2 separate regions of the Mus musculus genome follow, and region 2 is linked to region 1. Evidence: chromatin loops called from intact Hi-C (ENCODE). Cell type or tissue: heart. All regions are shown on one strand. Each heading gives the region's core, and the rest is flanking DNA. Links, peaks and the distances in the headings are about the cores only.

Evidence for each region. Hi-C counts contacts between places; a loop is a spot of excess contacts. Peaks named below come from ENCODE experiments on the same cell type or tissue, not always from the same donor. Only the 100,000 strongest peaks of a DNase experiment are listed, where the experiment ranks them.
Region 2: it touches region 1 in a loop (2.0-fold over the local background); 4 of 42 quality-filtered maps call a loop at or near these places.

Annotation. Positions count from the first base shown.
Region 1 is chr1:131,336,382-131,352,353 of GRCm38, reverse strand. It overlaps Srgap2 (SLIT-ROBO Rho GTPase activating protein 2), which reads left to right. Exons shown (of 23, transcript NM_001081011.2): 8 at 2,678-2,902; 9 at 6,491-6,592; 10 at 7,808-8,005; 11 at 15,880-15,964. All of the region lies in intron 1 of Gm51644 (a long non-coding RNA gene), which reads right to left. Among named protein-coding and RNA genes, the nearest start is that of Ikbke, 65 kb to the right of the region's middle. In heart, for the core only: a CTCF peak has its summit at 7,445 (motif pointing left); DNase peaks (open chromatin) are centred at 5,263 and 6,693; H3K27ac peaks cover 385 bases.
Region 2 is chr1:131,423,578-131,439,549 of GRCm38, reverse strand. Srgap2 (SLIT-ROBO Rho GTPase activating protein 2) reads left to right here. Exons shown (of 23, transcript NM_001081011.2): 3 at 2,683-2,875. Among named protein-coding and RNA genes, the nearest start is that of Srgap2, 96 kb to the left of the region's middle. In heart, for the core only: no CTCF peak of the experiment used is centred there; a DNase peak (open chromatin) is centred at 7,509; H3K4me3 peaks cover 446 bases; H3K27ac peaks cover 1,490 bases.

The DNA.
Region 1 (15,972 bases), core at 3,871-11,870:
TGAGGATTAAGATGTAGAATATACATAACTGTTCACTGTCTAGCATGTAGTGGACATCCTTAACAAACAGTAGCATTCTTTACAAGTACAACCTGAAGGTGAATTTTAGCTTAACTAGAGATGAGTATTTTTGGCACTTCAATAGGAGCATGCTAAAAGCCATATTCTCTGACAGACCACACTGTTATAAAATAAGGTATGGATTAAGATAGAGATAGAAGAAAGTAAAGTTTCAAAAATATATAAAGATTTCTGAGGAGCACCCTGCCTCTCCCTAATTCGTCTCAGTCTCCCACACACTCTGTTGGCAGTGTTACCTTTGTTTACTACACTGATAAGTAGAGAGCTCATCTTAAGAACTGTAGGACATCTTAGAGATAGGCAAGAAGATTTACAGGTTCAAAGGCAGACTGATCAATTAGTTTAAGAGCATCTCCTAGAGGAGGAAGGGACCCTGCACGTGCAGCCTCCCAATCAGCCGCCTTTGTCTAGATTCTGTTTGCTCTTCTTCCGACTGAATTTAGTGTTTTCCTATCCTCTGGCTACAGTTATGCTGTCACTGCTGTTACCCCACTGAAGCCAGGCACCTGCCAGAGTCTGTTGGCACTGAATCCAGAGCTCAGCTCAATGTGCACTCCATTGCAAGCTTTGTGTCAGATGCCTGGAAGGAGGCGGCCTGTCACATGGTTTTTTCTTCCCCAATAGAGGCTGTTCCTGAAGTGATCATGATGAGAGGGAAAGGCTGAGGAAATTAATTTGATGCTTATTTATGCAGTGAAATTACAATCAGGCAGATGGCCTTACTCTATCCAGAGATTTTTCTCTGACATTTCCTCTCAGGCTCTGGACATCAAAGCTGTGTAAATAATAGAGGTGATAATTGATGGCCATGGAATTTGGATCTCGGGGTCTTTATTGGAGGGGTAGGGAATATTGTCATAGTATTACAGAATGCCTTTGCTGAAAAGAGCGCTGGGGATTACATTTAATCCAAAGGGGTTTTTCCTAGACTTTTTCTTAAGAACTTATTCTTCAAACCACATCACACATAGAAGCCCAGTTTATTGAATGGAAAAATGAGCAGAGTTGTTTTCGTTGAGGTAAATATAAAAAGGCTCCAAGACCTCCTAACTGGGTCACCGCCTATCCCCTTCTGAGGGATAACCTGGGCGCTAACATTGAACTTAGAGCTGTGAGCTACAGCTTGACAACCACTGGACTGGTCACATTTGTTCACTGAACTGTTGAGGACACAGGTGTGAGGATGGGATAGGAGTAGCTTTTCCAGGGTTGCTTGATTCTGCCTCTACTATTTTGTTTTGTTTTGTTTGTTTGTGTGTGTGTGTGTGTGTGTGTGTGTGTGTGTGTGTGTGTGTGTGTGTGTAAAATGAATATGCACAAGAGTACAGGTGCCCATGCAAGTCCAGAAGAGAGTGTTAGATTTCCTGGATCTGGAGTTACGAGCGGTTATGAGCTTCAGGCATGGGTGCAAGGAGCCAAACGCAGGTCTTTTGCAAGGGGAATAAGAACTCTTAACCACAGCAATCTCTCAAGCCCTGAACTTGTTTTTTCAGACAGGATTCTCAAAAGTTTATCTTAGCCAGCTAACCATCAAGCCCCTTTCTCGACCTCTTCAGTGCTAGGATTACAGACACCTGACCCATAGGCTTGTGATCAATCGTAATTCCTTATATTTGCACCACAAGGACTTTACTAATTGAGCTACTCCTCTAGCCCTGGTTTTTGTTGTTTGTTTGTTTGTTTGTTTGTTTGTTTGTTTGTTTGTTTAAAAACAGAGGCTGGCTTTGAATTGATTATGCAGCTGAGGTTGACCTTGAACTTCTGATCCTCTTAATTTTCCCTCCTGAGTGCCTGAGATTACCAGTCTGCTTCCCCACAGTCCGTTTACACAGTGCTGGGGGAATCAAACCTAAGTCTCCATGCATGCTAGACACACCCCTTTCCAGTTGACCTACATTCCCCAACCCCTACAATTGCCTCTTTCATTTTCTTCTTTTCATTTTTGTTGTTGAAAATCAAAAGCATGATAAGAATCTTCCCAGTTACACTTATATTTAGGACTTTGTGGTTTAGCTTTCTTCAGCTCAGGCTTGTCCCAGATCACTGAAAGTTAATGTCATGACTCAACCAACCTTCTGTTCTCTCCTTCTCCCACCTACCTAGAGTTGAGTATATGTGAATTTACTGCTGGTACAGCACTCCAGATTTTTGACTCCTGGCTGCTCCATTGGCCTGGAAAGCTTGCTATGTAGTGACTTCTAACCACAGGAACCCTCAGAGAATCATAGCAGGCAGTATTATTATTGTTGTTGAATTTTGTTGTTATGGCATTCCCCAGACAAACCAGAAAACAGAACGGAATTCTCTAACTTGTGGACATTCTCATTTTTATGAAACATCATTTGGTTAACTCTTATCATTGTTTTTTATGAATCTTCTTCTGTCTAACCACCTTAGTGCCCTGCATGGTGTGCTAACCAGTGAACTAGGGAGCAAGAACTAAGGAATCTTACCCAGGTTTTGACATTGTAATCTCAGCTTCCTTCCTGTTACAGTCAGTCACCTTGATATGGTCAGATCTACCCCAAGACCACTTCCCTTCTTGTCAGACCTTGAGATGTCTGTGGTGTGCTTATGTGCCTTCTCCTTCCCACAGCAATGTTGTGACCTAGGCTACCATGCTAGCCTGAACCGGGCTCTACGCACTTTCCTATCTGCTGAATTAAATCTGGAACAGTCAAAACATGAAGGTCTGGATGCTATTGAAAATGCAGTAGAAAACCTAGATGCCACCAGTGACAAGCAACGGCTCATGGAGATGTACAACAATGTTTTTTGCCCCCCTATGAAATTTGAATTCCAGCCCCACATGGGAGATATGGTAAGGCCATTCCCTATATTGTACATTTCCCCCAAAGGGACTTGAATGTACTAGAGTGTGGGAACTAAAAGGGGGTGTGAGGAAAGAGGAGGGAGGGAGGATAGCCCACGTCTGGCCATAGTTCCTCCTATGCTCTGGACAGGCAGACGTGGGAGGGCTGCCAGATGCTTTCCACTTGGCCCCGGGTGGGCATCTAACCCACTGGCCCCACTGGACTGGGGATGAACAAGGGGAGGGGGTGAGGGAGAGGGTAGAGGGAGAGAGGTTCCCACACAGGTGAGAGTAAGCGCAGCAGGCCTTGATGAACAGAGACAGTCCGGTGGTTTTAGAGTTTTATTGTAGAAAGGCAGGGAGAAAGGAGAGAAGGTAAAAGAGAGAGAGAGAGAGAGAGAGAGAGAGAGAGAGAGAGAGAGAGAGAGAGAGAGACCAGCCATGGCCAAGAGGAGAGAAGGGGGAAAATGAGAGAGAGAAGAAAGGCTAGAGAGGAAGAAGAAGAGAGTGAGAGGAAAGGAGAGGAGAGGAGAGGACAAGGAGAGAGTAAGAGTAAGGGGAGTAAGAGCAAGAAAGCAAGAGAGTGAGGAGGGGCCAAACAGCCCCTCTTATGGTATGCTGTTATCTTTACTGTTGCTAGGTAACTGGGGAGGAGTTTAGCCTGAAGGTCAGAAGCTTGGGACTGAGACATTGCCTATGAGACTACTAACCATGCTTCTTCTGTGGGGTCTGAGGGGATGGTAACTTCGACAGGAGCCTTGAGTCCAGGAGATATGAGAGAACTCCTTCCGTCCCATGTAGGTGAATTATCACCACCTGGTCCTAGGGTTCAGACCTCAACTCGACTGGAAACCAGACTGTCTGTGTGTAGCCCAATACCCCACACTAGAGTTGTATATAGTTTTATTACATCTGAAGGAGAGGGTGTTTCCTGTCAGATAAACTGTTCTATTCTTTCAGACCCTGTAGTATATCTCTTTGATTTTAACTGATATGCTTATCCTTGAGCCTAGGTTCATGTTCCATCTAATCCAGCTGTCCTGAGCTGTAGGGTGGATGGTTCTCCCAGAGAATATTCCACCCTGTCCCAAGTAGCTGTGTCCTAGAGACCTGACTGGGGTGACCAGGGAATGAAGAAAAGCAGGCACATGTACAGAAAAGCTGGGGTCGGGTAGGTTCTGCTAGCTTGGATGGAGAGTATGGCATTGGTCCTTGACATGACCATGCCCTTGTCAACAATACACATTCATTCAGGACTTCATCCACTCTTTTAGACTCTCTCAAAAGCTACCTCAGCTCCCCACAGTAGTTAGTGAGACCACAAGGAGTAGATGAGAGGACACCACAAATCTGCAAGGTACTCTTGCCAGGAGTAGTGCTTGCCTGGATTAGAATCTAGACTCTTTAGAAACCTTGCTCTAGCCTGATAATCAATAGTATGCTAATCAGACAGTTTACTGTCATAGACTGACCACAGTGGAGTGGTACTTCTCTGTTTTATATATAAAATATGAAGTGGTTTCTCTCCTCTTCTTCTTGGGGAAAACCTAACCCATTACAGTTTGTTTCCATTGCTGTGGCTGAGTAGATGTCAGCATCTAGACCGATGGAAAACTAAGACAGCATCGTGTTACAGTTAGGAGGGGGCATCACCAACCTCCAGGAAGCCCCATTCCTCACCTGCTTTGATTTCTGTTTATAGTTGTCTTCTAAACCCATTCTCCAGCTGCCATTGAGATTCCTTCCTCTGAATAAATGGAACTTGGGACTATCTGAGTGGATTGGTTGATTTTCTGGTGTTATCTGAGTTCTCTTCTGAGCCAAACAGCATGTCTCCATAAATGGGAATCCAAATGATGGGTACTCAGTCCCCCTCCTTGCCCAGTCAGAACCACATTTCCATACTCTAAAGCACAGATGGAGTGCATTACCTTGCATCCTGGCTAGAGATCACTGACAAAGCATGCATCAGCAGCTTTGCTGCTCCTTAAAGAAACAGGATTGGAGACATTTTTTTTTCTCTAATTCTTCCATTCTAGGCCAGGGTGACTTTAAAAAATAATAGTTCATTCTTTTGCCCAGTATGTGATACAGCTGATTCATGGCTTGGCCAGAAAAGGGGCCAGAATTTCCCATTCTGGCTTAGAGATGAGATGTCAAGTTATTCTTGCATCCTGCTAACAGGCATTCTGCCTCATTGTGGGATATTTGTAGGCAGAAGAAAGGAGCTGCCTGGAAGTCCTTTAAATGGGGCCAAAGTTCAGGTAGCATTTTAATGGAAGCTCTGGAATTAGCTACACTGGTGTTCTCGGACTGCAGATATGGCAGATGGCAGCTGCTCTTGGATGCACTAGGACTTGGTGCCTGTTTCAACTCTTGGTGCACCCAGAGGTTTGAGGGCACTGGATGCACAACTGGTGACATCAGGGCCAGAAACAGAAATTTCATTCTTGGCAGTAACCCATCTGGCCAACAAGCTTTCTCCATTATGTCTACTTCTAAAAGCCATAGTGAAATCAGCTCCAAATCTTGAACAAGCCTCTCAGATGAAGAAGAGATCAAATCAGTTGGAATCTTAAATACCAAAGGGGAAAAAGGTCAATTTCCAGTCTCCTCCATTTAAAGAGAAGTTTTATTTTTTTTTGAGTAAGAGAGTGGTTTACAAATATATGAATATACTCAGTCTTTGCTGAGGATAACAGAGCCAAATTCTATCCATATGTCTCTTCTGGTAAGAGCTAAAGGACACTTGATAATAAAGTGACAGGCACTTCCTCCACATGGGTCCTATCCTTCACTTCCTAGCCTTCTGCCTGTCATCCGTCATCCAGGAGATCGGATTACCTCATACCATAGCCTCACCTTTATCTATAGACTCTACGTCAGCTGTTCCTTCACAGAAGATAGAGTTGGTTAATTGGGGATGGGGGTACAGGGGATCTCACACCTAGTGGGATACAATGATGGCTATTTAAAGATATCAAGTTCCTCCTGTCAGATCTCATGCCCTCTGGGGCTCTCTAACTTGAGCTTATGAACTTGCTCCCAAATTCACATAAACTCTTTCCCATTGGCTCAAAGCTCTCGTGCATGACCCAGATTTATAAACATACATGCTGCCAGCAGCAGCAAGTTAGCTTCTTGGCCCACTTCTCTCCTGCTTTTTAACTCTAGTGTATGAAGTGGGAGGAGGGAAGAGCCAGAGAGGTGACCACTTGGACCTTTGGCAGGAACTTCACTGTGCCAAAGTGTTGGGTTTCTGAACCAAGGGCTTCTTGAAACACTCTTGTCTAGCCTCCTCAGAATTCCCTGAATCAGCAGCTGCTGCTAGACCTACCCTGCCAACCACCTGCCTGCCTTTGAGTTACAAAGAGAGAAACAGTCTTTCCAAATAGATTCTCCTCCCCTTTCACATATCCTTTGGTCTAGAAGTTCACATGCATACTTTTTTTTTTTTTTTTTTTGCTCATAGAAACTGCAAGCCTTCCAGTAGTTGGGATGCAATACAATGTAAATTGTTTTGAGCAGTAGTGAGAACTCTGGAGTCCTCAAAAGATATATGTCCTCTTCCTGACCTTCTGTTGCTTTTTCTGACAGGCCTCTCAACTCTGTGCCCAGCAGCCTGTCCAGAGTGAGCTGGTGCAGAGATGCCAACAGCTGCAGTCTCGCTTATCCACTTTGAAGATTGAGAATGAAGAGGTGTGTTTCCTTCCTAGGAAGCTCGGAGCCACTGTTTCCTTGTTGAACTACTTATGGCTGTCCATCAGGGGCAAGTAGAAGGAGCATGCAGAGAATGTCCAGGCTATTGCAGAGATTTCCTGGCCAAATAGAGGCTAGCGCTTTCCCTGCTGCTACATCCTGCCCTTGAAATTCAGGAAGTTGTTCGTACATTGCCAAAGGTTGTGCTCTATTTTAGGCTTTTACAAAATGCCCCTCCCCACTACACATTTAATCAAAGTGGCACTTGGCCACTGTGGGAACAATATCAAGTCTCTGAAATGACCCACTCATGACTGGCTTTTTCCAGCATTTTCAAAAAGAAACCTTTTGACTTTGACACTTCAGACATCTCTCTCCTCTTACAGGAGGGTGACTTTTTTTTTTCTAAACACAGAATATTTTCTTTTAATATCCAGTTTAAAAAGGCAATTTTTAAAAGTTTAAAAACAATCCAGTTTAAAAAGGTAATCCAGGTTTCCATTGAGCTCAGATGGCTTTTTCTTGTATTTTAGTAAGTCTTAATTTTACTAAGAAGTAGGGTTGGGTCACTTAGTTTGCAAATAGGAAAGCAAACCCATTCATTGATTGAAGGTCACGAAACAGTGCCAGGAACATTGAAGGACAGGATCTATCACATATTTTCATCAGCTCCAGTATGTTGGAAATACTGTTTTGCAATTATGTTATTCTGTTTCCCTTTGCACTTTCATTATAATAAAGAAATAGGTTAAAAACACTGGTTGCTCTTGCAGAGGACGCAGGCTTGGCTTCAGCACCTGCATGGTGGCTCACAGCCATCCCTACCTTTAATTCCAGCAACTCCAACCCCCTCTTCTGGCCTCCACAGGAACCAGGCATCACATGACACACTCACATGCAGGCAAAACATCTACACATACGATAAGTCTCTTTGAAGAAAGTAAACATTACATAAAAGGTACACAGCAGAGAAAGAGTGGAGTTTAGGTGTTTGCTGGAGAGAGCAGTGAGCTGAAACTGGGTTCCTGTGATGTTCATCACTCAATCACTCAGTACTGTTCAGTGAGAAGTGCAGCTGTGATCTGCTGGCATCCTTCCTTCCTACCCCTCTCTTGGGAAGAGAGACATTCCTCCTCTCAAGCTCCTCCTAGTTGCTCTATCACCTGCCATTTTAAAGCCTGCTTCTCATGATTATTTTGGCCATTATGGTTATAGGTGAAAAAGACAATGGAGGCCACCCTGCAGACCATTCAAGACATTGTGACTGTTGAGGATTTTGATGTATCTGACTGCTTCCAGTATAGCAATTCCATGGAGTCTGTCAAATCAACTGTCTCTGAAACATTCATGAGCAAGCCCAGCATTGCTAAGAGGAGAGCGAACCAGCAAGAGACGGAACAGTTTTATTTCACGGTAAGGGCACTCTTTGGCCTTATAAGAACATCAGTAGACACTGACGCCCACAGGAGCTTTGGAATCAAGAGTTTTTGCCAACTGTCTGAAAAGCAAGCTTTAAATGCACAAGATTTGAGCCTGGCATACTTGGACACCACCTTGACACTTAAAGCAAAAACATCTACAAGTTCTATGTGTCTTCTGGGGCCCTCAAAGAAAGGGATGCTCCTAAAGAAATCACTTAGAAAAAAATCAGGGAAACTTTTAACCAGCTAGTATAGAAGCCCTCTCACTCACAAGAGATCATGGCAAGGGAATTAAGTTTATTGGTTTTTGAGAACTATATTCAAATATCTTTGCCAATATGTATATTGTTTTAAGAAATTTAAAGTCTCTCCTAAGTGATTTGAATACATTATCATATAAGTTCCATTATTAGGAAGTTATTTTTTCTAATTATTGGTGAAAGTTAAAGAGACTTAAATGAGCAACTTGGTGGGTTTGTAGAGAATTCTAGAGCAGTATATTTTATTCATTTCTCTCAGATCTCCTTTTAGATGAGTAGATGTGTATCTATGTGTGTCTGTGTGTACAAAAGTTAATAGTTTTTGTTTGTTTGTGTTTGTTTGTTTGGTTTGGTTTGGTTTTTCAAGACAGGGTTTCTCTGTGTAGCCCTGGCTGTCCTGGAACTCACTCTGTAGACCAGGCTGGCTTTGAACTCAGAAATCCACCTGCTTCTGCCTCCCGAATGCTGGGATTAAAGGCGTGTGCCACCACGCCTAGCTAGTTAATAGTTTTTAAAAAGCTGTTAGCTGATCTTTTGTTTAATAATTAAATTGTTTTGAACTTGCCAAGTCTGACTTTTGCCTGTACCAAAATTTATTTCCTTATCTTATGATGACCAAGAAAAGAAAAACTGACTTTTCAGTTGTAAGATACCACATGGCCATTGACAATCCACACTGAGCAAATGAAAGGACGTCAATTGTCTTCCAGTCATGAAGCACACTCAGCATGGAGCAAATTAGATTTGTCTTCCAGCTGGGACAATTTGTTTAATTTTTTTCTTTGTGCACTCTCCTTTTTTCTTTAAGAGCCCTAACATGATTGATTGGTGTTTTTGTAAATCTGTTTCACTTAGTTAAACTCCAAATCCTTGGTGTTTTTGTAGTTTTAAATCCCAAAGAAGACTTTTAAAAGAATATGATTTAAGAATATTGTTCTAAAACAACTCAAAATTTTTTGTTATATAAAGAAAAACATTTTAAAACATGGTCATTATGTAAAACTTAGAAGCAGAAAGAAGAAAATAAATTCATATGAGGCATGTATTTAAAATTATATTTACAAAAATGAGATGTTGTATATATTGCATTATAAACTTAAGTCATTTAATTATATTTTCAAATTGCTTGGGATGCAGTTGTTTGTTTCTTGGTAGAACTTTTATGTGCTGGGAAAGAAGTACAGCTCTGTCTCCAGTCTATACTACATCTTCTAAGCATGTGCAAATCTATACAGAGGATGGAGTGACACATAGCCTAGTTCACGGCACTCAGTAACTGCTACTCATTTTACCATCATCATTATTAATCCATGCATCAACCATTAAGTTATTCACTAATCATTTATCGTGTATTTACTGTATGCCAGATTCTATGCTGCAAGTTGGGACTGCTTAAAGTTGAGGAGAAAGGAGAGAATGAGGGCATAGGCATACAGGGAGAGCTTTAATTCTGACTTCCTGTGTTTCTAAATAAGAAAGGTACAGTGTGTAAGTGCGTGGATGTGCGTCAGCAACAAGGACGAATGGTGCTGGGGGAAGCTTTACACAAGCTGACTTTTAATTTTAATATGTGTAGCTTCTTGACTCCAATGGGGGCTATCACTGTCCTCCTTTCCAAACTATATTATCTTCTAATAATAGAAATTTTTGGCAACTCTTTCTGAGCTGATTAAATATCAGTGACCTAGTCTTATTGTATTCCATTTTTAAAATATATTTTTTAAAATTTTAGATTTATATATATTACATATGTAAATTTTATATTTGTATTTTAAATTTAAACTTGAGAATTCCTCAAGTTAAGAAATTTTAGGGCTTAGGGTTGGGGAGATGGCTTAGTCAGTAAAGTGCACGCCACACAAACACGAAGACCTAAGTTTGAATCCCAGTAACCCATGCAAAAGAAACATAGACACTTGTAATCTCAGAGCTGGGGAGTAGAAACAAGGAGATCCCTGGGTCTTGCTAACCAGCCAGTCTAATGATTAGAAAGCTCCAGGTTCAGTGAGAGTCCTTGCCTCAGAAAATAAACTAGAAAGCAATTGAAGGAGATACTGTGACTAACACAGACCTCTGGCATATATGCATGCATGCACACACACTCAACAACAAAAGAGAAGAAGGCAAGAAATTTTGGATATGAAAAATCTATACTTAACCAAATCTTTCTCAGAATTATTTTCTTCTTTGAATAAATCTATAACATACATATTCAGAAGTTGACATTTGTTCCAAAACAAGAAGGCTGCTGAGATGCTTCAGCACGTTTAAGAGCTTATATAGTACTCTTGCAGAGGATGTGAGTTTGACTCCCAACACGCATGTCTGCAGGCTCATAACTGCCTATAGCTCCAACTCTAGGAGATCCAGTTCTCCTGGCCTCTGTGGGCACCAGCACTCACATGCACATGCCCACACATAGACACATAATTCAAAATAAATCATTTTTAAGAAAGAAATAACTTTACCCTAACTTGTGACTTCTAAAATCCTACCTACCTGTTCCCCTTTTACCTCAATACATTGGGGTTCTACAACCCATTCCTGAATTTGTTAGCCATGGTGCTCCTTGTCAAAAATTGGGCACATTGCTTTAACTAACAGCAATGAGTTTGGGCTTTGTTACAGATTTGCAAGAATTCATTACTTTTTGTGAATGGATATGATATGTGTCACGTAATTTATGTCCTGGTAGCAAGGCATTTTTGGTGGTAGTAGTAGTGAAATGGACATTCTGGTCTCCATATTAAAACAGAGGGCTTGCCTATGCTTGTCAAACAGTGAAGGAAAAAAATATCAAAGCAGCATATGCTAGAAGTTCCCTGCTCTTGGAAAGTGGTGAAGATATCCTTCATCATGGCTTGACTCATAGCTAGTATGTCTAGTGACCACGTGGGCTTTTGGATAGTTTTATGACTGCTTGCTACTGTCATCAGATTAATCTGTCCATGAGACATCAATTAGAAATTTGAAGTATGTCTTACAAAGATCAGTTGTTTGCAATAGTCTGTGGAAAATTATAGAATTTTAAACTTGAAGCATCTTTTAATTATCATTTAACCCAGCCTTCTCATTTGAAAGCTTTGGGGAAAAAGAAAAAGGAAAAAAACGTGCAGCGGATGGATAGCTTGAATAAGGCCTTCATCAAGAGCTGAACCCAGAGCTCAAGTCACTTGCTGGCACGGGCTTTCCCTCTGTCCCCTGCTGAGGAGCTAAAAGGAAAGACTCAGCAACTCTCCTCCCTTATTATAAGAAGGGACTTGTTTTCTGACCTCCTTGTCTTTTTGGCTGTCACTCAACTTATATAGTACATCATCCCCCAGTGTCTACCTCTTTTCATTGTTGTTACACCCTTTTAAAAAGACTAAAATGTATCAAAAGGAAACTAAAAGGAGGTACACATGCCTTACCTACCCCTGACACCTACTTTCCCTCCCTGTAGCCATGGATTAAAACTGGTATATTTAGTCCTTTCAGAGGTTTTCTATGCATAGGCAATTGGTGATCTATCAGCGAGTGCCCTTAATACAATCAATTACACTGGAATTGTAAAAAACGGGGCTGGGAATGTAGCTCAGAAGTTAAGAGTGCCTGCCTAGCTTGTGTGACATTGTGAGTTCCTTCTTCATCCCCACAAAGCAAAATGATAAGAAATAAAGTGTGACAAGCAAGTATGCCACTCTCACTGTCCCCACTAGGCTGTCATCACTTATTCTGAATATTATTCATGTTAGTCTAAAAAGAGTTGTCCCATATCTCACAGAAATCATTTTCCAATGGCTGGACAGAATTCCATTGTATATTCGCATCATCCCCTTTTAGCCATTTCTCTGCTCTGGTTAGCCAAGAATCATCGAAGCCCTAGGAAGCTGGAGTCTCCTAAACATTTTTTTGAAAAAATGGAGTATGGGGTTCTTTTAAAAAAACAAAAACAAAAAACCTTAAAACAAAACTTTTTTTTCAGATTTATTTTTGTTTATGTGTGAGTTTTTGTCTGCATGCAATTGCTTTAAAGGTCAGAAGAGAGCACTGGAACCCTAAAACTTTACCTTGTGAGCCATCATGTGCATGCTGGAAACTGAGCCCAGGTCTTCTGCAAGAGCAGTAAGTGCTCTTAACTGCTGAGCCATCTCTCTAGCCCCAAGTATGGAGCTCTCAAGTGGGAAGTAGAATGAGGAAGGGATTGAAAATAACAAAGTCAAACTATCTGAATTCTTAGGGGTAGATTTGGGTAAGACAATAGGAGAGAAGGCAGGCTTTTGTCCATCAGGCAAGCTGCTAGACTTAGAGCTGTGGTCTGGTATATTACAGTGTGTGTGTGTGTGTGTGTGTGTGTGTGTGGTCTGATTTTATATATAATCTTGATATTATGCTAAATCACCAAAGGGCTACTTATTCCCCCCCCCCCCCCAGCTTCAGCTCTCTAAGCTCCTTGTCTGTTCAGCAGCAACTGAACCCTTCAACCTCCACTCCCCTGATCAAGACAGGATTATTTATCCCCAGCATGTCTGTCCTGACTTCTGGGTAAGATAAGGAAGTGATGGATAGTATGTCTGCAGACTCTGGGATCTTTTTGCCTTCTCACCTAGATGCCAAACCTGAAGTTGTTCTTCCTACCCTTATATTAGGGATTCAGAGCATATCTTGCTGCAGTTTGGTCCTTTAGATTAATGGAACCTGAAAAGGTAACTTCATACTTCTTTATCAGATTGTTACTTGTTTTCATGGTTCACCAAGTGACAGCTGAAGTTACCCAGTGAGCTGTGAACATGAACTTGGGGTTGGGAGTAGAGAATAGAAACGTGAGTGAGGTAAAGGAATTTTTAATCCATTCCCTTTCAGAATTTTGGCTGTATACTGAGCATTCTGGTCTGAGTTAGAGGTTATAGCTTCTTGGATTTTCTTCTTTAGGAAACCCTTGAGACTTCTGGGATAATCTTCCAAAGACAGGCCTTTCAGGACATGGATATTTCCTAGAAGCTTTTCCACTCTGGGTCCTAAGTATGATTCCAAACCTGCAACTAGGCATTGGATGGGGATTAGGATATCATCCAGGGAAGGCTGACAGCAAGTGAGCTGACAGCTGGAACAGATGGAAAGAGAAAGGTGACAAGAGAGCCTATTTTCATGCAGATGTTCTCATGCAAAGGCATAAAGGATCTGAGAACAGGCCTTAAATAAGGCAGCAGAAATGACTTAGCATGGCACTTGTTTCTGGTTTGTTTTATTTAGAGTAGAGGCTGGGTTTATAATCGCAAGGAGCAGTCTATACAGAAGAGAATGAGATTGTTCACCATTTATTCTTTCTTCACATTTATTAAGTTTCTACTATCTGGCACTAAGCATCATGAATTATCAGAATAGTCAATGAGATGGTCTCTGGATAGGAAGACAGCAGAGGGGTAACCCTTCTGTGATTGAGCTATATGAAAATGGTGCCATGGGGATTTATAAGTTACCCATGGGGCCACATGGGCAAGCATAAGAGGTTCTGAGGCCATCTCCCAGAAAAGCAAATTTCCCTTTATTTTAAATGGGAAAGAAGGGAGCAAGCTCTTAGTTAAAACCTCATACTGCACAAAAAGATGTAGAGTAAGAGAATTCAGAACTTTTCACTTTATATTTATCATTAATGAAATGGTAATAGTCATAAAAATCAAGGGCTTGGTTACAGTTCTTTTTCTTTTTTTAGTTAGTGTACAATAAAAGACAGAACTATTATTATTAAAATGTTTATTCATTGGAGCAAAGCCTTGTCTTTCTATGACTTATGGATCATGCTCTGAGAGACCTTCCCATTCACTTTTAAGTTAAACACCATCATATGAACCAGTGCATCAGGAGATAGCCAAGGCAGACTCAGATCCTCAAGCATGGCTGTAGAGGAGGGTAGAGAAAGGACCCTCACCTCCATTACCACCTACTAGCCTGCAGTGGTGCTCTCCCTCTCGTAGGATTGTCTTGTCTCCAATAAAGAACTACTGCATCTTCCTCAAATATGGGTAGAATTAGTATGAGAATCAGATGAGAGACTCTGTGCTAACATAGTCTAAAGCCTTCTGGGTTGCTGTTAATGTAAAAAGAATGACTACTATGAAAGTCTGTTCTGCTTCTCTTTGGCTCTTGAATGTAGTAGATGGAACATTTTATAATAATGCTTCAGAGCACATACCATTCTGTCAAACCGCATGTTTGGATACTATTATGTGTCAAGATATTCCTGGAAAGACACATCACACAACTGCTTACTCCAGATAGAGAACTATGACAGACCATAACAGGGATACCACCAATGTCCTACTTGTGAACCAGTGAGGTTTGGGGGACTTGCCTATAAGAGCAGGAGTGACTCAAAGACATCTCCATCCCAAAAGCTCTCAAAAGCTGGGTACCTGGGGAACACTGCATAGCCTGTGGGCAGCTCAATGGGTTGAAGAGTATCCTTTCTTAGTCTGAACCTCTTTCAGGCAGCTCAGCTGGTCTCTGGTTCTTTTCACGCTGCATGGCTGTCCCCTGCTTCTTTGTAGCAGTTGGGCTTGTCTGAAGTGACTCAGTAGTCTATACTGTTTACTCTTGGGAAAAGGGCCTTCTGGATCTGGCCAGTTTTAGAAACTTCCTGGGCCTGTTTTTGAGTTTTTAACTCCCTCTCTTATGGCGCTTCCCTGGGAAATGGGTTGTTTTAAGGGGGTAGGGGTGTGGAGAACACCTGCCGCCCAACAGATAGTGACTCCATCAGTCTCTTTTGACCTTTGAGCAATTTCATTAATCTCTTCAAACCACACTACCTTCTTTCATTACTCAAGTAAAGTAATGATATTAGTAATTTATGTAGTTGTTTTGAAGATTTGAGGAATTATCCAGTCAAGCATAGTCACTCACAAGCCAGATGAGATGTCAAAATGGAAATTACAACAGCAGTCGTATTGCACCTGCTATTGCAAGTGTGGCGGCACGTCTTATCTTGTGCTTGGCATCTGTAGTTACATGTGCAAGGTGTCAGCCGCTCCAACTGAGTACCCCGAAACTCCCAACTTTTCAAGAAGCCTAGAATAGAAGGTGCAGCTTCTTAGGGTCTGGCTTATACAAGGGGGCTCTGCAGGTTAGGCTTACCACTGATACAGCTGCTAGAGTGATGAAATGCACCCTGGGGCGAGCAGGATATCAAGCTAAGCGGCAGACAGCAAGTGCATGTCTTCACACCAACAACACTGATGCTCAGGAAGGTCGTCCACGCTCCCTACCCTCTCATTCATTACTGGGACTGAAGGAGACAGATGGAGGACTTTACTTAGAGAACAGTTTTCTTATACAGGCTAACATGAAATTCATAGGAAAATCCTATATAGGATATGCACCTACCATGAAAATCATCACAGAGAGAGAGGGAGAGCAATGGGGAGGGAGGGGGAGAGAGGGAGAGAGAGGGGGGGGAGAGAGAGAGAGAGAGAGAGATTTTTTTAAATCTTAATGTTAATGGACTTGTCTGAAATTTGAGTCAGAAAGTGAGAAATCAAATGGCCTCTCAAAAGTAATATTCCAGCTGGACATTTATATCTTGTGTTTCTTCCGGAATCTAAGTTCTCTTGTTTCTCCTCTTCCCTTACAGAAAATGAAGGAGTACTTGGAGGGTAGGAACCTCATCACAAAGCTACAAGCCAAGCATGACCTCCTGCAGAAAACCCTGGGAGAAAGTGAGTGT
Region 2 (15,972 bases), core at 3,859-11,858, 87 kb before region 1:
AGACAGCTACAGTGTACTTACATATAATAATAAATAAATCTTTAAAAAAAAAAAAAGAAGGAGGTGTAAGGATGAGATACAGCTCATGCTACACTGATTACTCATTGACAATTCAGCAAGGAATCTCATGCTGGCGAACTTCTAAGACACATTGATAAAGCTCACAGGTGGCCCCTGTGATGTATTTATCTTATGGATAGTACAATTTCAGAGCAGCCTACTTCTTGAATTACATTAGTATCATGGGACATTGTCTATAGTTCCCACAACAGTCTAGAATGTTTCTGCATTCCTGGCTGAGAGGTTATTGAAATGTAGTCTTAAGGGAGTCATAGATGGCTCACAGGGTCTTGATAGCCTCAGTATACTTCCATTTCCCTTTGTGTCTTTGTTCCTGAAAAGCTGTTTTACTCTAAGAGATGATTCTTATTTAATGGACAAGTTTTAAGTAGTATTGTTGACCCACACATGCTCTCTACCCTCAATTTTCCTACCTATTGGCAATTACTGCTAGCTTTTCATTAATATATGTACAAAGGGGGCAGATGCTTCTGGAAGTGATCATAACAAGGGTTTTTACCCATAAGAAACCCAAAAATGCCACAGGAACCATATTCCTGACATGACCTCCGTAGATCTCTTGCACATGCACACGCGTGCGCGTGCACACACAAACACACACAATCTCCTATACCCCGTTGTAATCAGACTCTAGAATACACAGAACAAGAGAGCTTTGATGAGTGATGATGTAGGCAGCTTTTCTGTGAAGCATTCTGCTTGCTCAAGACAATCCTGCAGTGCTTAGTTTCAGTTCAGGTTGGGTTACTTGAGGGCTGGCCAGCATTCGCGGTTGGCAGGGGAAAGAGATGAGGAAGAAGATTGCTTTTGGAGATTACCTAGGGTCACTTGCAAAGAGCTGGCCGTGTCTGTCGTACACTGATACCTACAGAAACAGAAGCTTTATAATAAAGAAGGTCGGGATAGATTTTGGATTTTAAGTATTCTAAGGCAAAACCCAGTGCACCTTTGTCAATCCTCGCTGCTTTAAGAAAGGAGGTTACAAAGATTTCAGCGTCATGGCCCTTATACTAAAATTTCATCTAGGGCTTAGATAAAAACTTCATACTTCTCTTTCCCCATCTGCCAGTGCTATGGGAAATGAATTAAAGCATGTGTCATAATATAGATCCTTCCTTTCAACCTCCATTGGAGGCTTGCTTGGAGGTGAGTGTGCTGGCAGAGAAAGGGGATGAAAATAATTGCTCTATTTTGATGCTAATGGGGACTGGATGTAAACTAAGCTGGACATGCACTGTGTGCCTACTCTGGGCAATGAAGCTGCCCAGTGTTGGCAGGCTGTGTGCCATGACTGCCAAGTCTCTTATCAGTAAAACATGTAGTATTGTATTCAAGGCAGATCCAGTTGCATCTGAAGCTGCCATTGCTGTGGTTCCACAGTGATAGCTTTGCTAGCCCTGTGCAGGAACTGGGTAGAATTCTGCCAAGCAGGAGTGTAACTGGACATAGTTCTACCTCTGACAAAGAGACTATGAGGCAGGTAAGGGTGGAACAAATGAGAAATAGGTGAAAAGATCTAAGGCAGCTTATCATCATCTTTATCTTCATCATCATCATCATCACTAGTTTTTGCTGCTCCTTCACCTCTAAAAATAGGCTCATTTTTTACTTTTTTTGTTTTGTTTGTTTGTTTGTTTTGTTTTTTTGTTTTTTGAGACAGGGTTTCTCTGTATAGTCCTGGCTGTCCTGGAACTCACTTTGTAGACCAGGCTGGCCTCGAACTCAGAAATCCGCCTGCCTCTGCCTCCTAAGTGCTGGGATTAAAGGCATGTGCCACCACGCCCGACTTAAAGATAGGTTCTTGAAGATTCACATTCTGTGATATCGGAAACTATGAAACCAATTGACCTCAAATGTGATTTTCTAGAAGTCATGGTGAATATTTTGTTCTTGGTTGCTGCTATTTGACCTTAGAAAGGCTTCTTTCTACCTCCATGAAAATATAATGTCCCTTACCCTGCTTCATAGTTGCTGAAAAATATTTTGAAATGATGAGGAAAAGCGTAAAAAATAAAGCTAGTCATTTGCTTAGATTTGAATCCCAGCTTACTGGGATTTAACAGTTTGTCTCTTTAAGACTCAGTATTCAGCTGGGCATGGTGGCGCACGCCTTTAATCCCAGCACTCACAGAGTGAGTTCCAGGACAGCCAGGGCTACACAGAGAAACTCTGTCTCGAAAAACCAAAAAAAAAAAAAAAAAAAAAAAGACTCAGTATTTAGTTTTTAAAATGGGGTTAACATGATTCATCTGATTTCTCATTTGGGTTCCTGGCCAGAAAAGAACCCAAATTCTGGATGGGATTAGCTCGAGTAAATTGCTTTGTAAATATTTAACACTGACTATTACTTTGTCTCTTATGCAACTTAGTCTACCTAATTGAACAGACTCTTGGTTACAAATAGTTTTCGGTGGTCCAAAAAGAGGTGTTAGAGATTTTTAGAGGTACCTCATAAAATAGGGCCAGTTTCACAGGCTATTTATTAAGGGCTTTGATACCCCAGGGTATAGGGAACAAGTGAATGGAAGGCAGGTAAGTATCTGTGTGTACAGTGCATATTTAGAGCTGTCTGTCTGACCACATTCTTCTGTTTTCTTGCAGAGATTAGGGCTCAGCTCACAGAGCAGATGAAATGCCTAGATCAGCAATGTGAGCTCCGGGTGCAGCTGTTGCAGGACCTGCAGGACTTCTTCCGCAAGAAGGCTGAGATTGAAATGGACTACTCTCGAAACCTGGAGAAGCTAGCCGAGCGCTTTCTAGCCAAGACACGAAGCACCAAGGACCAGCAATTTAAGTAGGGACTTCATAAAAATTGCTTTTAGAAACTTCGAGAGTGAGGTCTGGGGTACAAGGAAGAAGAGGGTACCACTTAGATCCAGGTTGATTCTAAAGTTGTTGAAAGTCTTCAAGAATTCTTCCTTTTCCACATTACTCTTAAGTGGCAGTTGTTTGTCTAAAGCAGATTAAAATACATGGGGGAGCCAAGCTAATGAGTTTTATACCTTTCCTGTATGTCAGCCACTGGTCGAAGAGGGGTGTGCGTGTGTGTGTGTATGTGTGTGAGTGTGTGTGTGTGTGTGTGTGTGTGTGTTTTATTACCATCTGTACATATATATGGCTAATAGTAGGTTTCATTATGATGTATATGCATGTATATACTGTATTTCAGTTATATTTACTCCTACCACTACCATACTACCATACTACCCTCTTCTGTTACCTGCCACTCCTACCAGTTCCCTTCCTCTTCCTAGCTATCCCCAAAGGGAAGATTTCTTACACATTCATGCAAATAATACCTTATTGCACATCCCTTGAACTCCTTCCTAGTGCTTTAAAATATGGCAGAGAGCAAGCATTTCCTTTCCACATGGCACTTTAATTAGGATGAGGAGGTGGGGAGTAAACAAATTACAATCAGGTAATTTGACGTTGAGGTGAGTGCTGTGAATGTGTAATGAAAGTGGTGCAAGGACTTCAAGGGGGCCATTTCTATTCCTTTGACCATTACTTTATGCTTGATGCATTCCAGCTTATTCCTGTCTTATCTTATTCAGAGTAATAATGCAGTTGTTAGCCCCCCTTTTAATTCCATCTAGATACTGTGTTCTGTGCTGGTTCCTCTGGGAATAAGATAAGCTTTGGAATACTTGGTTAACAGGGGAAAGAACTATAAACTATAGAGAAAAGGGGGCTTTAATAGAGATAGAAGAAAAGAGATATTTTCAAAAGCCGTGAAAAACAAGGTTAAGTAAGTAGAATGGGTCCCAAAGGATAATGCTTTGATAGCAAGCATAGAATTTCACATTTGACATGCTCTGTGGTAATGAACCTTTGAGGATATTATGTTGAGAGACAGACCCAAGGAAAAGTATGGGCAAAACTATGTGTGGGTGTGTGTCTGTGTGTGTATGGGGTCTGTGTGTGTTTATCTCTGTGTGTGTGTGTATGTCTGTGTCTGTGTATTGGGGGGGGTCTCTGTGTGTATCTGTGTGTGTATGTCTGTGTATGTGGGGGGTCTGTGTGTGTATGTCTGTGTATGTGGGGGGGGGGTCTGTGTGTGTGTGTGTGTGTATCTGTGTGTGTACATGTGTGTGTGTGTGTGTGTGTATGTGTGTATGTGGGGGGATCTGTGTGTGTATTTGTGTGTGTGAGTATCTGTGTGTGTGTGTGTGTATGTCTGTGTCTGTGTATGTGGGGGGATCTTTGTGTGTGTATTTGTGTGTGTGTGTCTTTGTATGTGTGTTTGTATCTTTCTGTGTCTGTGTATGCGTGTATTTAAATCCAAGAGAAGGATATTAAATTTGGGGGGTAGTGCATGTAAAATTGGATAGCATCTAAAACAGAGCAATAGGCGTGTGTTTGTGTTAGTCAGCTTCCAGTTACTGTGACCAGATAACTAAGACAAATAAACTATGAGGAGAAAAGTTTTCTTGCCTCATGGTTCCAGTGGTTCTTAGTCCATAGTTGTTTGATCCTATTTTGTGGGGTTGGTGGTGGCATGTGACAAGAGCATGTGGGGGAGGTATGTTCCTTTGTGATGGTCAAGAAGCAGAGAAAGGATGGGGCTAGCAGTCCATCACGGACAATCTCCCAGTATAGCAACTTCCTTTTCCTGGGTCCTACCTCCTAAAGAATCCGCTACTGTCTAGTAGTACCACAGCAGTAAACAAGCCTTTAACAGAGACCCTTTGGTGGATATTTTAGCCTTATATGATTGCACTATTCAGAAGTTATTTGAGAAATTAAACAAGATTGATAACTGATTAGATAAAAAGAATCTTACTGGTCAGAAGTAATCTGATGTCTCTAACTTGGATAGCAGAATAATTGTGGTGTCTTTTATAAACATGCAGGCATTGAGGAAATGGGTGTTTTAAATAGTGACTCTCTCTTTGAGCATGTTGAGTTTGAGGCATTGTAAGGATTTTATGTTCCCAAGTTGAGATGTGGTACTGCCAAGCCAAGTGGTTTTGAGTGGGAATATCTATTGAAATCTGTAGTGTAAACGATATTGTAAATGTAGACGAGAGAAGAAGAACCAAGAGCTAAATAAAAACCTAAGGTTTAGGAGACGTCCCAATGCTGGTAGGCAGTAAACATTTTTGGTAGGAGAAAGGAAAGTGCCTAAAAGAAATGAGTAAGAAAGTTAGTTCCTCCTCCCAGGCAGGAGGGAGGTGTCTCAGGGAGTTAGAAATGTTTGAAGGAGTGGTTGATTGAGTCAATTTCAGCAGTTTCTTACTAATAATCTTGGGCTCAAGGCATTCTGAGAGAAGCAGAGCAGGGGATGGCTTAGTGGTTAAGAGTACTTGCTGCTCTTGAGAGGATCCAAATTGGGTTCTTAGACCCCTATCAGGCAATCTAGAAATCTGTTGCCCTTTTCTGGCCTCTATGAGCACTGTACTCAATTACAACACACACACACACACACACACACACACACACACACACACACACACACATGAAATAAATCCTTTTTTAAAAAAGCTTGAAGACAAAAAGCTTTCTTCTCTCAGAATGGAACATCTGAATTGCTGGGTTTTATAGGTCAAAAATGGTCACATAATAGCACACTTACTTGGTATAGTGTACTAGAAGAGGTGTTGGCTGAGTTGTATGGACAAATGCACTTAATAAGAATAAGATGCTAACCCCAGTGAGCATCTGAAGAATCCACAGAAGTGGCTAACTTCTGTCTTGTCTCACTAATGTGCTGATGGGGCCTCTACTTCTCACTTTAACATTGCGGATGGAATCTTCATTTTCCCATCTCCCCCTCATTTCTGTGTGCTCAGATGTTTGTGTACTACAGGCATTGCTGCAGACAGCTGTGCTCCTGCAACTGTGCTGCCAGTTTGTAGGTAGCATGAAAAAAAAATAATGGCCTTCTCATTTCTGATCTGTTCTTGCTTGCTTGTTTGCCTACTTTTTTCTTTCTTTCTTTTGATGCAGAAAAGACATTTTAGCCATGACTAGTTTGGTTAAGATAGATGTGGCTGCTATAGTAGACTTTATGTAGTGTTAGCTTATGCAAGACAGGTGCAGATTTTTCTATACATAACATTCTTTTAACCAGTCAGGACAGCGTCAGGCTCCTTATCTCACCCCTAGAGTGTCGTTTATTGCTATATATCCCAAAGTAGCTCATTGTCACGATGTCAAATTTCCCCCATTGGGAAAAGCAACAGGGCAAGAGGGAAACATGTCTTTATTCTTTAAAGGTATAGTCTGGAAGCAGCACATACATGCCTTAACTCATCCAGCCAAACACTACAGTCACATGGTTATCTACACTGTTGGGGGGGGCAGGGTAGACAATATATTTATTAATTTGGGTGACCTAGAAAGAGGAGTTTCTATCACTATAGAAGGGGAAAATGTCTGTCACATTGAGGGACAGTGTTTATAACATTGCCTAAGTTTCATGGTGTGTGGAAGGACAAGTGTGTGAAAGAACAATGCCCCCCATCATACATAGTACACATAAAAGAGTAATTTGTTCTGGTTGAGGCCAAGGAAAAGAGACTTTCAGAAGTTCAGTGGTTAGGAATGGAAAAGTAAGACTGCCAAGGCTGTGTATCTTTCCTAAATATTTAATATAATTGACACAATGGAAGAAATTGGAGAATGAAGCATTTTAGATAGAGAATAGTGTTACCATCAGCCCTGAGGTAAGAAAACCATGGCTGATGGATAACTTATTTGCTTTTCTGAACTATATGAACTATAATATTGAGTAAATCTGGAAAAGGTAAGCCAGATTATAGAGGTTTGTAAATACTAGCCTATAGAGTTAGGGCTTTGTTTTGTAAGTATAGAGGAACCACTGACAATTTCTGAGCAAGGAACTGAATTATGTCCATGCTTTAGCAAGGACCTAGATGATTATGGCTGGGGAGATGTCTCAGTGGTTATGGGCGCTGGCTGCTTTTTCAGAGGACCCAGATTCAATTCCCAGCACCCACATGGCAGCTCACAACTGTCTATAACACCCTATCCAAGGGATTTGACACCCTCATACACACACCACACACAAACATGCAGGCAAAAACAGCAATGCAGAGAAAATAAAAATAAATAAATCACTTTAAAAGGAAAGAAACAAAGAACCTAGATGAAAGGACATAGAAGGGATATAGGGTAGTCCATTGGTGACAGTAGTAATATGAGCCAAATGAAAGTCATGCCCTTGGGAATAGAAAGATTGAGCTGAATGTAAAGGCAAGAATCACCTGAGTCAAACAAGCTGGGGCAGAGAAAGCACTTTTTGGTTTTCTAAACTTTGGAGTAGGAAGTATACTGTATCTTCATTCAGCCAGCAAACTGTAGCCTCAATTTTGCTGACTCTATGACTGGTCCCAGAATAGCTCATTCTCAGCAGGCACTTGTCACTTCCCCCAGAGCTGTAGCAGCTGTTGGCCCAGTAATGCCATGAATTTGTCTGCCTGTGCTGCCAGGAGAACAGCTGCCAGCAGCAGCTCAGATAGATCCCGCTCTGGGATGTGGAGTTTATTCAACTTCGGATGGAGCAGGTTGGCCAGAGCTGAAGACAGTACACATGGATTCATCCCACCCTTTTCCAGGCCAGTCTCTTACTCTGGCTCCATCTCAGCCATTCATCCTGGGTTAGGATGGTTATTTTTGTTATAGTTTTAAGTAGCTGCGTTTAGGGGCAAATGTTGCTGAACTCCGTATTTTCATTTTCTTTTGGAAAAAAATGTTTCCTCTGGAAGTCATTACGCTGTCACCCTGTGACTGTGCTTTCTGCTCTTTGTCCATGTTCACCTTTTGTCCTTCCCCACATGGCTCAGTGAAGATAGCCTCATTACAGCCCTTACAGCATGACTCATGTAAAATCTGACCTGATGGTCCCATCCCTCTGCCCCAGACAGTGAAAGAAGCTGTAGACAACTATACTGATTATTCCATTCTACCTTCTGCTAAGTAATGTGGCCTCCCTGTCCACTGATTGTTACAGCCTTGTTTGATTAAAAGTGGAGATAAAATCTTATGTGACAGTAGGAAGCCTTCTTATGGAAGATGTTTTGGCATTTTCTTTGGCTCTTTGAAGAGCATAAATGTATTCCTATTTGTTGTTGAGCCTTTGATTGTCTCTTTAAGTGGAATTTGTGTTAATATTGCCCCACAGGATTCTGAAGGATTCTAATTAATAATGTGCTGGCTTTTCTTTTCTTCTTTTCTTTCAACAAGCTTGCTGTAAATTACTTTTCAGCTCATTTGGTTTTGATCTCCTGCTTTTAATAACTAATGTCTTTGTTTTAATTTGAAGTAGTTTCTCTCCCCCACCCCTACCCCATGTGGAGCTTTAGAGAAACACCATGCTTGGCTATCCTGCTGTGCTTCTTACACAGACCTTATGCTATTTTGTAGCCTGTTGTCAATATTTTCTTATCTTTTCCTTCTCCTTAATAAATATTTGTTGGACGTTTTAAAATTATATTCTAGACTCTTAGAGAAGGATGTCCAAAGAAATTAAAGGGACCTTAACTTAGGACTACCCCCCTCAAAAAAAAACCATAAAAAATAAAAAAATATTTTATTTTTGGTAACATTAAGTTAGCAGTACATGAAGGTTGGGCACAGGCAAAGTAACTCTGCCTACCTGATTTCTGTGAGTTGTTACTCTTGGGAAGGTCGCAGGAGAGCCTGGCCTTGGGATCTCATGAACTAGTAGAGGCTAGAGCACTGGTTGTTCTTCCAGAGGTCCCAGCTTCAGTTCCTACCACCCATATGATAGCTCACCACCTCTGTGATTCCTGTTCCATAGGATCTGATGCCCTCTATTGACCTCTAGGGCATCAGGCACACACATAATATATACATGTAGGCAAAGTACTCAAACACACAAAAAATATAAAGTAATAGAATTTTTTAGATATTCAACTCTCAGTACTCCCTTCAGTAAAAGAATAAGTACACAATTAAAATTCTTGTAGAGTCCATGTTCTTGGTCTTAGGCCTAGCCTATGTATGTGCAGGTTGCTGCAGGTACTTCCCTTTTTTCTGCTAGTGGAATCTTCCTTCAAAATCAAGTTCAAAGCTATTTGCCACCCTCACAAGATGACATTGGGTTGAAAAGCAGAGTCTGCTGACCATAGAGAACATTACAGCTCTGGTTGCAAGTGAGAGAAAAGTGGAGAACCAGAGAAAACCGATTCTCCTTGAGTATGGGACCACCTAAGAGGGCAGCAGTAGGAAAGATAAAGTTGCTAGAAGGAGCACTTCCTGACTTCCTGGGACTTGCACATCATTCACTCATCTTGGACATATTTGGCAATTGTTTGTTTCCCCCCAGGAAAGTTTTGCCCAGATGTAGCAGCATCTGGTGTTAAGCATGGGTTGGCTTCCCTTCCCTGTGGCTCAAGTTACTTTTTTATTGAGAAATTAACAGGAAATTCCTTGGTATGTTTTCCACTAGCCCATTCCATATAGAACTTTAGGTGACGGTTGGTCCTTTTTAAAAGATGGTGTTAACATCTGGCAAGAGAAGAAGAGACTGCAGAGTGCTCAGTCCTAAGTGAAGCATATATTCTGCACTCCCTCCTTCTGAAGCTCAGGGAGCACTGCAGAAGAGGAGTGGAGAGAATGTGAGAGCCAGTGGATGACTACAAGAAAACAGCATCTCCTAGACACAGGGCAGCTGCACATCTGAACTCACTGTAGTTGTGACAATATACACAAGACCTGTGCAGACCAAATTAGACCAAACCCCAACATGGAGATGGGAGTTGGACACAAAATCCCTCCCTTTGCCATGAAGCTATTGGCAGTTGTTAGCTGCTGGGAGAGGGAGAGACAGTGTTCTCTGAGTGTAGCTCCTATTAAATTAACCATACTCTAGTGAGGACTACTACATCCAAGAATATTTGGGCAGCACAGCACAAATTGTCTTGATTTTTTTTTTTTTTAATGATGCCAAGTTGGGTGGATAAGAACAGGAATAGAATAGATCTGGGAAGAGTTGAAAGGTGTATGAAGCTCATATGGAACTCCCAAAGAACTAATGAAAAATGAAAGGTGTTGGGAAGGCTCCTTACACAAGGACAGAGGAGAATGGGAGTCATCAGAAGATAACTTGAGTGTAGGCAAGACAGGTTGGTTGACCACTGTTTGGAACTGAAAAACAATTTTGGTGCAAGCTTTTCAGGAAGCTTTGCAATTTAGTAGAAAAACAAAACAAAAAAAAAAGCCCCCTGAGCTTTGAACCAGGTAAATTTGAGTCTAAACTTGATCTCTACTGCTTATAGCAATGTGATTTTGAACTAGTCATTAAATCCCTTTTAGCCTCAGTTTCCACATCTCTGAAGTGTGGACTAATACCTTGAAAAGTTGTTCTTATGATTGGATATAGTATGGGAAGTACTAGGCTAGCATCTGCACTAAGTAGATATTCAGTAGAAATTAGCTGATAGAATTACCACTATCACAGAAGAGTGTAGCAATAAACTGTTGGGTTTTCTGCAAAGAGCAGTGAGACCTGACTAGGTAGATGATCTGTTCTGTTCTGCCTCCTGCAGTGCTTTCCATGGAGACCAGCAGGCCACTGGCCATAATGAATTAGCTATGCTGGAAGCAGAATATGGTTACTGGTTTCCAGATCTCAGGAAGCTTCCACACTTGTACTTAAATGGTGTTATTTCATCCTCCTGGGACAGAGAATGATAGAGGGCAGGTCAACAGCGAAACATGCTTTTATGAGCATTTGGGAGGATGCTGGACTTCCAAGAGCTTCCTATGCTTCCTAGGATCTGACACTAAAGGGTCAGCAGACCACACTTCAAGCTTTTAATTCCCCAGGCAGTAGCATGCCCTTTGACAGCAGTACAGGGGGTCAGGGAAATTACAGTCGTCTCTCCTCCTATAAGTATTTCAATAAACCTAGGGAGCAGTATGTAGCTCCATCTCTGGATCTTTTAATTCTTAAGAACTCACAGCCTCACAGCCAATTAGATGCATTGTCTTTGACCCAGTTCTCTTTTAAAGACAAAAGCCATGCTTTGGGATTGGGAGCTGATTGTGAGGTGGGAAGGCTACCAAGATAAGAAGAAAAGACAGCTTCTGCTATACAGACTTTATTTATTTATTTATTTTATTGTTGATTGGGGAAAGCCAGACAGGCTATAAGAGAATAATAGCACATATCCACACAGGCACATGAATCTAAAAATAGAATCCTATTTAAAGCAGGTACCAATAGTTCCTGAGAAGGGAGGAAAAGTGGAATATTCAGGAAAGGACTCGTGCTTGGTTCAGTCACAGAAAGGTAGAAGATAACACAATTATGTTCTCAATTAAATTTGGTCCCATGTTAACTGAAGTAAAGACTTTAATATCTATGTCCTGTGCTGTGATGAAGTATCATACTGTGAGGAGATACAGAATCATGAGGGAATGGCTCAGTATTAATGAAAGATTTAAGGAGGTTGAGAAAAAAAAAGAGTTCGGATTTTTCATTGCAACAAGATAATTTTATTCTGTTAGCTTCTGTTTCTTCTACTTAACTGACCCTCTGCCCCTTGGGTCTGACGTTCTGAAAGGATCAATGAACAGGTTTGCATCTTAACATTTTTGGCACATGGTTAAGGACTCAGGATCAGAATGAAGCAAACAAACTAGGATTGTGTTCAGTGGCAGGGTGCTGGGCTGTATTAACCTAGTTGTGCTTAAGCGATTGGAACAGGGCATCCTTGCATGAAATTCAGACATCCCTCCCTGGCAGCCTCTGGTGTCAAAGTAGAGGTTGTAGAACAAGTCTGGCAGCTCTCAGTCTGAACCTTTGTAAACAACAGATGTTCCTAACTAAGTTCTAGGGGTGGAGGTTGAGGTTTCTGTTGATGCTTGAAATTCTTTGAATTTATAGGCAGCGTCTTGGGGATTCAGCAAAAGGAGGAAGTTGTAAGGGACTGATTTTGCAATGTACAGGTGGAAATGCCTCTGACAGATTTCCTTGGAACATAAAGCACTATTGAATGGACTCTGAATAGAGAGCGAGGTACCCAGGGAAGCAGGCATAGTTAGGAAAGGCTGAGCTTCAAAGGCGTATTGATTTCCTGCCTTCCTCCCCTTCAAGCTTGCTCATTTGTACACATGTGACTTTGTTAGCCCCTTCCTTGTATGGATAGAAATGTGTGCCCTTCCTACTACAACATTTTCTGACAGCTGCACAGCATAGACTTTCATTAGTACCTTCAAAGGCGTTTGGATCTTTCAGTGTAGAGATTTCTGGGTTATGGGCTTTTCTGGGCTTTTTTTTTTTTTTTTTTTTTTTTTTTTTTGAGGTCAGCATCTCACTTTTGAACCCATGGTCCTCCCTCAGCCGCTTGAGTACTGGGATTGCAGGCATGCACCACCACATGACACTTTTCTTGGATTCTGAGCTTATTTTTTGCACTTTCTTGGTGCTGCTTTTGCGAGATTCCCATTACATCATTAATCACCTTCAGTTATAGATAGTGAGACTTAACAGCAATTTCAGTTCTGCCCCTCTATCTTTGTCCTCCCTTCCTTTTTGTGGCACTAGGGCTGTAACCTACAGCCACACATCTGCACACAGCTAAGCAGGTGTTCTGCCTCATTTCCAAACCTGAGGGCTGGCTCTTCTTTATCCCTATCACCCAAACTCCAAGTACATGGTACTAAGCAAAATGAATGCTTAGAAACTTTATACTTCACAATGCAGTCAGGAAAATCTATGTCTGTAGTGTAATACAAACTTAAAATATGCTTAGAAAGGTTCTCACCTTTAATCAAATGAAGAAAAGACAATATATCAGGTTTGGACAAATGTTTGTGCCACTCTAGTTAGCCAGAAACAACTGTTTTTATAATCTTTGGTTAAAACCATTTGTTGTTTGGGGACTATTAACAATACTCTTACATTGTTAATAATTCTGGAAAGCAGGTCACTGGCTGTTTTGTCCAGAAGTTTAGGAAATAAATAGTATTTCCTAGTTGGCTTAATTTTTTAAGCAAACATTAATGAACACTTACTACTTGCTAGGGATCTGCTAGGAATGAAATATAACCAGAAGATTAAGCTGACACTTTAACTAGTGGAGGTTACTGATTAATATGAAATAGTGTAAGTATGTGTGTATACAGTTTCTGATTAATATGAAATAGTGTAAGTATGTGTGTATACAGTTTTGTGTTCTGATAAGGCATGGAGTTCAAGATGAGGAACCCGAACTGTTGAGGGATGCTTTTAGACACTCGAATAAACACTTGGCTTCATTTCATCATCAAAAGTGAATAATTTTGCACAGGTTCTGCCCAGGCTTTAGAGTCATAGAGAGGACTGACCTCCCCTTTTTGCAGGAGGCTCATAGTGCTGTGGGGGAGATAGGCTTATATGAAAAAGCAAAGTAACATACTTACTGCCAAAGGAGAGGTGAGGACAATGGCTTCACTTTCTGCCAGAATGGAATCCTTGATCATTTTTTTATTTTGACATATTTTATAATTATAAAAAATGTAAGAATAATTCAAAAATATCATATACCAGTTTACCCATATTGAAAGTAAGATTAATATAGCACACATTTGTTTAATATACTCCTCTTACTTTTCATGTGCAATTTTCAGTGTTTGTGTTCCTGAGACGCTTCAGAGTAAGTTTGCAGACATGGTACTCTTTTATCCCTACATACTTCAGTGGGTGTCTGTTAAAAAGGTCATTGTTTTCTAACATGATCACAGTGTACTTGTCAAAATCAGATCATGAAGATCACCATGATAATACCTAATCAGTGGCCATCCAGATTTTACCAATTATTTGAAAAGGAAAGTTCAAATTGTGTAGATCTTAAGTTGGCTTGTCTCTGAATGTCTTTTAATGTAGAATAGATCTTGAGCCTCTGTATTTTATTACACTGACTCTTTTTTTGAACATTTGACCCAAAAATTACTACTTAATTTGCTATTTCTAGAATGAATTATTTTTGTTTGTTTTTGTTGTTGTTGCTGTTGTTTTGAAACAGGGTTTCTCTGTATGATGATGGCTGCCCTGGATCAGGCTGGCATCAAACTCTGAGATTCACCTGCCTCTCTGCCAGTACCTCTGCCTCCTGAGTGCTCAGACTAAAGGCAAGCATTACCACCACCCTTAATATTCTATTTCTGATCTTCTGATGATCCCATCTGTGATTTGATTCAGGTAACACATGTTGGTAGGAGTACACCATAGAGGTTGCTGTCATGGTTTTCTCAGTGTGCCATGTCACTTGCTGGTGATGTACTCTGTTACTTGTCCGTTAAAGTGGTATCTTTCAGGTTTCTCTGTTTTTGATATAATTCGTAAAGCTACTCTGTCTGTGCTTTATAATTGAAAGGCATGTGGAGACATACTTTTCATCTGTGTATAAATACTAGTAGTTTTGGTACTCCAGACTACTAATATTTGGAGGATGATCACCAAAAAATCATTTTCCCAATTCCTCTAATTCTGTTTATGTTTTCCAGGTGGGATTTTGTAGAAGCAGTGATTTCTCACCTTTTTTTTTTTTTTTTGGTCTTGTTTATGTCAATGTGAACTGGTAGATATCTATTTTCTTTAATAGTTTATGATCCCTGAATATTTTTATTTACTTTCATGTTCATGGTGTCCTATACTTGATTGCTGGATCTTGTGGCCTTATGAAATCTCTCCTATCCTTTTGTTGAGTACTTTCATACTGTGTGGCATAAGATGGTCCAGGCTCAGACTGAATTTTCCTTGTTTCTATTCTAGAAAGCCGTTTCTTTAGAGAGTCCCAGTTGCATTTAGTAAGGAATTAAGTCTAGAAACAACAGTTGCTTATGCGTGCTATTTTTTACTGGAGTTTTTAACTATGTAGAGTCACTGTCAGCAAAGGTAGTAGTAGACAGATGTAAGGCCAGAAACCAATTACTTTTTCTTCTCCATTTATATTTAGATTCTCTTCTACTTATGGTAGGACTGCATTCTGATAAATTCATGAAAAGCTGGAAATGTAAGCTGAAAGTGCATTTAATACGCTTAGTAAGCTCCATAACTTAGCGATGTAATACACTCTAGAGTATTATTTACACTTGTGATCACATGTTGGCCACTGACCAGAATCACCAAAGACAGTCATACTGGTTATACCTAACCAGGAAGAGATTTAAAATTCAAATTTCAAATATAGTTTCTACTGAATGCATATTGCTTTGACACCATTATGAAGTAAAAAGAAATTAAGCTCAACCATCATTAACCCAGACCTATATAAAAGCCTGTGAGTTTGCATCAATCATCAGTTCTGTTTTACTGCCACATGCTCTATTTAAATGTCTCCACTCTGCATATTTGTAGTTGTTGTCTGAGCAGTGAAGAATCTGGTTCTATTATTCATAACATATTAGTTATTTACTCCTCGACTGAACAGAATGCAGTTTCAAAATTCTAACCTCTAACCTCTGAAATACACTGACCCAGTTACTAGTGGCTTAGCATATTCAAGGTTCTGTCTCCAGCCAAAACATGATGTTCCAAAAGTTGTTCCTTAGTACTTTCTCCTTTAAAGCTCAGACCTTAACTGTGGCCATATTATTTATTTGAAATACAGTTTTGTTTACATTTAATTTTTCTTCTCCAGGTTGAGAGTTTGATAAACATTCTCCCTTCCAAATCTTTCTCTTGATGAGAAATGAAAAAGCTTAAGGAAGTGTTGGCATGGTGGCACATGCCTTTAATCCCAGCACTTGGAGGCCGGGACAGGCAGATCTCTGATTTTGAGACAAACCTGATCTACAGAATGAGTTTCATGACAGCCAGAGCTACACAGAAAAACCCTGTTTCAAAAAACAGTACAAAACAAAACAAAACAAGAAACAAAAAGAAAAAGCAAGAAGAAAAGCAAAGAAGCTTAA